Regions from separate parts of the Mus musculus genome. Here region 2 is linked to region 1. Evidence: chromatin contacts called from ENCODE POLR2A ChIA-PET data. All regions are on one chromosome and are shown on one strand. The core of a region is the stretch at or near the end of the contact, and the rest is flanking DNA. Distances in the headings are between cores, read along the strand shown. Region 1 holds the start of Brpf3 (bromodomain and PHD finger containing, 3). Region 2 holds the start of Pnpla1 (patatin-like phospholipase domain containing 1).

Region 1 (3,596 bases), core at 712-3,211:
CACTTTCCAGCCCAGTACTCTGGAGGCAGAGGCGCTATTCTTAAGTACTGCCTTCTCTGTGGAATTTGAGGCCAAGCAGATCTATATAGTATTTCAGACTAGCAACGCACATAGCGAGACCCTCTAAAAATGTAAAATGTTCATAGGAGAGATGGCTCAGCACAGTTGAGAGCACTGGCTGTTCTTCCAGAGGACCCAGGTTCAATTCCTAGGCAAAACACCAATACACATATTGTTTAATAATAATAATTATATATATATATGCATGCTGGAAAAATAACAGCATTTAAGAGGATGCCTAGCACCCACACTGTGGATCACAACTCCAGTAACTCCAGTTCCAGGGTATTGGAAGCCCTCTTCTGAATTCTTGGGGAACCCGGCATATATCAGGCAACATGCCCAGGCACATAAAATTTAAAAAAAATAAAAATGTAATAAAAGCAAGGGCAGAAATATCTACTTCTTAAGGATGATCAATAAGTCACCATTGACAACCACAGTGTAAAGGCCTCTCAGTCCCAAGGTGTGACTTAAGTTAACCTGGCTGTGGAGCAACCTGAGGCAGGCATACACCACCATTTGGAGCTAAAGGACCTTTACCGCACTTCTGTTCAACCCGAAGCCCTGAGGGCACGAGATCCCGTACCAACCTCAAGGTCTCAAAAGTAGTCCCAGCCAACAGATTCCATTCCCCAATTCTCCAAAGGCAAGCAGCCTCTGGAGAGGAAACACACACTTCAGTATCGATTTTGAAGAATCTACAAGAACCCCATCCTGTAGTCTCAGAAGTCGTCTCCATCCCCATTCGGGGCTCCCGCGATGCGATCACAGGGGGCAAACCCATGGGACCCAGCTGGGCTACTGCCAGGGGAAACCAAGAGTTTCGCCTACAAGGAGCTAACAACTAGACCAGGGTTGGTATTTTTTTTTTGGCGGGAGTTTCCTCACGTACACAACTCTTCCCATACACACACTGCCGAGTACCCCCAACAGCCCCCTTCAGAGACGTTCTTAGCGACCCGGGATCCCCAACTCGACCACCTCACCCTGGCCCCCGAATGAGGAGTTTCAACAATTGGACGGAACCCGCCCTGCACGCCACACAAGGGACTCATGAGACCAGGTAAGACTCCAGACAAGGTCTCTGTCCCTTTAAAGGGACTCCTCTTCCAGTGGAATCTTCACGACACCCCCCGAAGGAGAAAAAAGAGAAATATCTCCCCCTAAAAAAAACAACCCAGAGGGTAGGCGCACCACAGATAGACGCAGAGTCCGACCCTCACAGAGAAAGCGAGCGCCAGCGAACGGCGGAGGGGTGGGGAGGGGGGGGGAGGACGCGGAGATGCAAGCACTTATTGGCCGCCCAACCTGCCCGTCAAGGGGGAACCCGTGCGCCGAGGGCGGCCCCTGAAGGCGGGACTCTGGTCTAGCCAGGCCAATAGGGGAGCACGGGGAGGGCGGGGCTTAGCCGTTTGGCTGCCAGGACCGGGGAGAAACAAGATGGCGGGTGCGGGAGGGGGTCCTCGCTTTGCAGCTCCCTTCCGCGCGCTTTTCCCGGCCTCGTCGCCGCCCTCGCTCCGGGGGAGAGGTCGCGCGTCACCCCCACGCCCCATCGGGACACCCCTGTGCGCCCCGGCCGCCCCCTCGCGCGCAGCGCTCGCTCCCCGCCGGCCCCCGCCGCCCCCGCTCGCTCCGGCCCCGCCGCCGCCGCCCCCATTTTACCTCAGCCGCCGGCCGGGCCCCTAGCTTCGGGGGCCCCCTGAGCGCGAGCGCGGCCGGCCGGGTGAGCGGCCGGGCGAGCGGGCCGGGCGAGCGAGCAGCTCCGTGCGCGGCCCGGCTGAGGGAGCGCGGCCTCCTCCCGCTCCGGCCCTCCGCTCCGTCTCCCCGGGCCCGGCCGCCTCTCCCGGGGGAGGAGGGGGAATGGAGCCACCGCCGCCACCACCGCTGCCGCCCGCCACGGAGCCCGGCCGAGGGGAGGGAGGGATCAGCCCCCAGGCAGGATCCGCCCCTCGGCCTCCCCCCGCCACCTCCACCCCTTCCCTCACTCCCTCCCCGGATCGAGCCGCCGCACGCGAAGCGGGAGCGCGAAAGCGCGGGGAGACCGGAGCGGATGCCCCCGCCCGAGCCCAGCCCGGCGCGGCGGCAGCGGCGGCGGGGAGACGGGCGGGGAGATGAGCGCGAAGCGGCAGCGCCACCTCCACGGGGCACCGTCCCCGGCACGGCCTCACGGTGGCGGTGCGGACGCGGCGGGGCCGCTTCACCCTGGGCCTGTCCCAGAGCTGATCTAGTCGGGGTTCCCACTCTGAATCCACGGAGCGGTGGCTCACCCCATCCCAGCCAGAGCGTGGGGCCACCCGCCGCCCCCGAGGTGGGAACGCCCATGCTCCCACCCACCCACAAAGCTCGCCCCAGGACGACCCCGGAGGGCCACACTGTGTGTGGCTTCCCAGAGTGCAGGTGGCTGCGAAGCCTCCAGAAAGTCGTCCCTCCCCAGGCCCCCGGGACAAAGGTCTAGCGATGTCCACCCATCCCCTCCCCCAGTGCGGACAGCCCGGGAAAGACCCGTGCCTGTGGTGTGTGTACAGGTGAGCCTCTCCTGGCACACAAGGCTGCCACGGACCAGACTTTTCCATCTGTGTGGAGTTTTTTTTTTTTTAAGTAAACATAAAAGTTTGACAGTCTGCTTAAGCGTGCCTCGTAATTCCGTTTGTCACTCTAGGCATGGGAAATACTTTTCCCCTTGAATTTGATTTGGCCAGGAGTCGGTTAATTTAATGCACTGAACGGCTTTCTCAAAGGCAGCCTGCCTGTCAAACAGCAACTCCCAGACTTTGAAGTGTACTCAAGCTGCCTTTTGTTCTAATAAAAGAAAAAATAAATAGAAGAAAAGGTCCCTTTGCCCCTCCACGAGCGCATGTACCTATAAATTTGAAAGCTTACCTCGTGACAGAGATCTTAAGCACCAATACTTAATGATGCTTATAAAGGATATATGGATAAACTGCTATCGAAGATGAAGATGAATGATATATTTTGAAAGCGTTTCCTCTACACGAACGGCTGGTGAGACTTTCAATTGCTCGATTGGCTCTGGTATCCAGGACCTGGGTACTACAGTTGAAAGAGTAGAGAATAAACATTTCTCACGGCCCAAACCTTGTGTTTTTATTTACATTGAAGTATAGGTGTTCAGCATCCTAAGAGTTGAGAATTTACCAGTTGAGTGAAGCATGGAAGTTGGGTTTCCTTACAGGAGTGTGTTCTTGATAGATGGTAATAACATACTGCAAAAATAACCAATTTTTAAGAAGGAAAGGGCGTGGCTTGTGGAGCCAAGCAATCGCCTCCGCCAGCACCCCCACCCCACAGTGTTTTGAAAGCTTTGAAGCAGAAATGCTGTGAATTAGTCAACTGTTGTTAAAGCTTGGGGGAATAATCACAGGAGGGAAGGTGTGGAAAGATTAATTGTGGAAGGGAAGGCCCTAGAGGAAGAAAATATTGCAATTACTTTTAGCTTTAAAAAAATTGAGGAACAAATAGGAATTTCACGTCTTGTTCTTTTACAATGAAATATAAACATTTACATAGGACTT
Region 2 (3,596 bases), core at 745-3,244, 57 kb before region 1:
TCCTGAGTGCTGGGATTAAAGTCTGAAACGGTATATTTTTAAGAACTTACTATAAGGCAGCAGAGGCCAAGGCTAGGGGTGTGGTTCACTGGGAAGGGTGTTGGCCTAGCCTGTGCGAAGCCTTAGGTTCAATTCCCAGTACCACAAACATGGGCATGAAGTGTAGGTTAGCCCGGAAGAGCGGAGGCAGGAGGATCAGGTTATCCTCAACTGCATAGAGAGTTCAAGGCTAGATCCAATAACTGACACCTCAGAGCTCACTCATCCCCTAGTTGGTTTCTACTCTGGCCCCTCCAACCCAGCAGTCAGGCGTCCTTAAAACCCCCAAATTAGACAGTTGACAGTTTCCAGCACTCCGTGCCCCAGTCATGAAACAGTTCACTCCTATCCATCAAGTTCCTCCTTGGACAAACCCAGGTCAGGCCACCACGGGGCAGAAACCGGAAGACAGGGAGCTCAGCAACTGGCTTTTGTGTGCACAGAATTGAATACCAGGGCTAGGACTCAGTTTGGGGGCAGACTTGGCACCCCACAGGTGCATCAGCACTGGGTTGGAGCTGGCTGATACAGTCTCAAGTCACCAGATCCCTGATCCCTCCGTTGCTTCCTCCAACCTCAGCCCCAGTCCTCCTCCCCCAGGTCTGTCCCCCGGGGCCCAGAAATGTCCTTTCTCTAAATGTCTTACTTTGTGCAGTCTCCACCTAGATGCCTCCTCCTCAACATGGCCCACCCCCCCAAACATCTTTGGAACACGGTCCCCTTTCCCCCTTTAGCCCCAGCCGGGTGCAATTTGTTCACAGACACCCCCCACCCCCATCCCTTCCATCATGACACGAGAGACGTCTCCATTCGGAATTTTGCTGTCTTTTCTCTCTAGAACATTCTAGAACTTCACAGGGGCTCTACATTACAGCCTGGCATCGAGCAGGTGGGGGTTGGCCGGGCCAAGAAGGCTGTTGCTCATAGCCCTGGGTCAGCACTGTGGCCTCTGGCCCACCGGGGCACAGCTGAAGCTCCCACACTGTGTCCCACATCTGTCACCAGCTTCTCCTCAACTCAGGGTTTGCATGTTGGGAACCCCTCCTCCTCACTGGGAAGTTGAGGCAGTGTTTACAATTTAAAAGAAGCCTCGCCCATGGAGGAGGAGGAGGACGGAGGACGTGTGTGTGTGTGTGTGTGTGTGTGTGTGTGTGTGTGTGTGTGTGAAGGGGGACTACCCTGGCTGCCAGGCTTTCCCGCCTCTCTCCCCGTGCACTTCCAAGCTTGTCCAGGGTCTGTTCTGAGAAGCCCCCTCCAGCAGCCCCCTTCAAAGACACCAGAATAAAAGTCTTACCCATCTCAATCCCGCAGACGACCAAGGCCGCAATCACCGCTCCCGCTGACGTCCCTGCAAAGCGATGGGCTGTGTCCAGCATCCTCGGGGCCAGATCTCGCAGAGCATCCACGGCCCCAGCCTGGTAGTAGGAAAGGAACCCGCTCCCGGAGAAGGAGATGGAATGAGGGGTATCTGGGTCTCCTTTGAACACCTGTTCGTCCATGTTCGGGGTCTATGGCCTCCCAGCGGAGGAAGAACCCACACCTGTCTGCCTTGGCTCAGTATCTCCTTCTCCCCCAGCCAAGAGCAGGGAATGTGGCAACTCTACCAGCCCAGTCAGGCATCCACGGGTGGTTCATCCAGCCACTGCCTGGGCCTGTTTAGCTCTGCTGAGAGGTACCCCGGAAGGGCTGATAGGGATCCCCAGGTACTGGATGAAATGTAGACAGTCCTTAGAGTCATGGGCAGGGGCGTGGTCCTGCAGACCCCTTGCTCACTTCATGCCCTTGCTAGACTTCTGTCAGGTACAGGCTCTTCAGCGCTCTCCACCCATCCGGAGCGCACCTAGGAGCGGGGCATTCCCTGCACCCTGCTCTGGACGGTGTCCACAGAGGCGGTGCCTCTCAGCATCCAGTTGCAAAATCTCTGCCTCGCCCTGTGCCTCCCTCACTGACAGGCTGCTCTTCACTGACAGGACGCAGAGTTACACGCCACGCCCCCTATCCGCCACGCCCCCTCCCCAGCCTGTGTTCCCCTCACTTCCATTGTGGGCTGCAGGATGGCTTTGGCTTTCAATGGGGAGGAGCAACTCATACCACCCCATGCCCCTCCCCCACCCCATTCAGACTCTGGAAAGTTCTTACACAAAACACCTCTCTATTTATTCTTACCTTAGGATTGGCTCTGGGCAAAAACTGTAACAGAGAAGTATGGCTCTGGGTGTTTGCCCTGGTTTGCTTTCCATTGCTGTGATAAAACACCGTGACCAAAAGCAACTTGGGGAGAAAAGGGTTATTTCAGCTCACAGTTTAAGGTTCATCATGAAAGTCAAGGCAGGGCGAGAGGAACCAATGCAGGTTTGCTCCCCCATCGCTACACGCTGTCTCCTTCCTTCCTTCCTTCCTTCCTTCCTTCCTTTCTTTCTTTCTTTCTTTCTTGTAAAGATTTATTTAGTACACTGCATCTTCAGACACTCCAGAAGAGGGCGTCAGATTTGTTACGAGGATGGTTGTGAGCCACCATGCGGTTGCTGGGATTTGAACTCAGGACCTTTGGAAGAGCAGTCACTACTCTTAACCGCTGAGCCTTCTCTCCAGCCCCCAACCTGCTTTCTTACACAGACTCAGACCACCTGCCTAGGAATGGCACCGCCCACAGTGGGCTGAGCCTTCTTCCATCAATCATTAATCAAGAAAATACCCTATAGACTTGCCGATCTGATGGCGGCCGATCTGATGGCGGCAACTCCTCCAATGAGAGTCCCTCTTCGCAGCGTCCATCAGTAACCAGCCAGAAGTCGCCAGCCTCCTTCCTACCTCTTCTTATTCTGTCATCTCCCTGTCCCTGGCCTGGTCCGTGCAGGTCTTCTCTCTTGCCTCTCAGTCCTGTGCCAGCTCCAGAGGCCTGAAGAGGGTATCCGATGCCCTGCAGCCGGAATCACAGGCAGTTGTGAGCTGCCTGATATAGGTGCTGGGAACTGAACACCGGTCCTCAGGGAGAGAGCATCATGTCTTCAGCTGGAGTGCTGTCTCTTGGGTGTGCAGGAGGGAAGAGGACAGCGAGCTTGGTCATTCCAAGATGGCCACATGAATAGATAGCTTGTGGATGGGGGTCAGGGGTCGGGGGTCATGAGGTCTCATGTGGGGTGTCTGGGTCTCCTCATCAGGGTCAGGGCAGAGAGATGTTTTGGTAAGGGACAGGGGCTTGGGGACCAGGGTTAGCTCTAGGGCTACTCAGCATGATTTCTGAGAGGAGGGATTTTCTCACCCAAAAAGGTCACTGCGGATCACTAAGGCAGCAAAAAGCTTTCCTAGTCCCCTCCTTCCCGTCCTCCTCCCTCTCCCCTACTTCTTCCTCTTCTCTGCTCTCCCTCCTCCTCCTCTGCATCCTCCCCTCTTCCCACTCCTCCTCTTTCCCCTCCTCTCCCTCCTCCCACTCTTCCTCTGACTTTTCTCCCTCCTCCTTCTCCTCCTCCTTCTCCTCCTCGTTCCCCTCCCCCTCCTCCCCTGCCTTCTCCCCACTCCACCTTTCCTTTATCCTCCGTCTCTCCCTGTCCTCTCCC

The links. ChIA-PET counts read pairs that join two places held with the same protein, here RNA polymerase II (POLR2A).
Region 2: POLR2A ChIA-PET joins it to region 1 with 12 read pairs in Patski. The contact joins the promoter of Pnpla1 here to the promoter of Brpf3 in region 1. POLR2A ChIA-PET finds 5 or more read pairs at or near these places in 3 of 5 experiments (Patski and embryonic stem cell).

Annotation. Positions count from the first base shown.
Region 1 is chr17:28,799,491-28,803,086 of GRCm38, reverse strand. Brpf3 (bromodomain and PHD finger containing, 3) reads right to left here and starts at 1,961. Exons shown (of 13, transcript NM_001081315.1): 1 at 1,726-1,961. Gm35883 (a long non-coding RNA gene) reads left to right here. Exons shown (of 4, transcript XR_003952337.1): 4 at 1-196.
Region 2 is chr17:28,856,809-28,860,404 of GRCm38, reverse strand. It overlaps Pnpla1 (patatin-like phospholipase domain containing 1), which reads right to left and starts at 1,994. Exons shown (of 10, transcript NM_001034885.3): 1 at 1,334-1,994. The coding sequence starts at 1,538.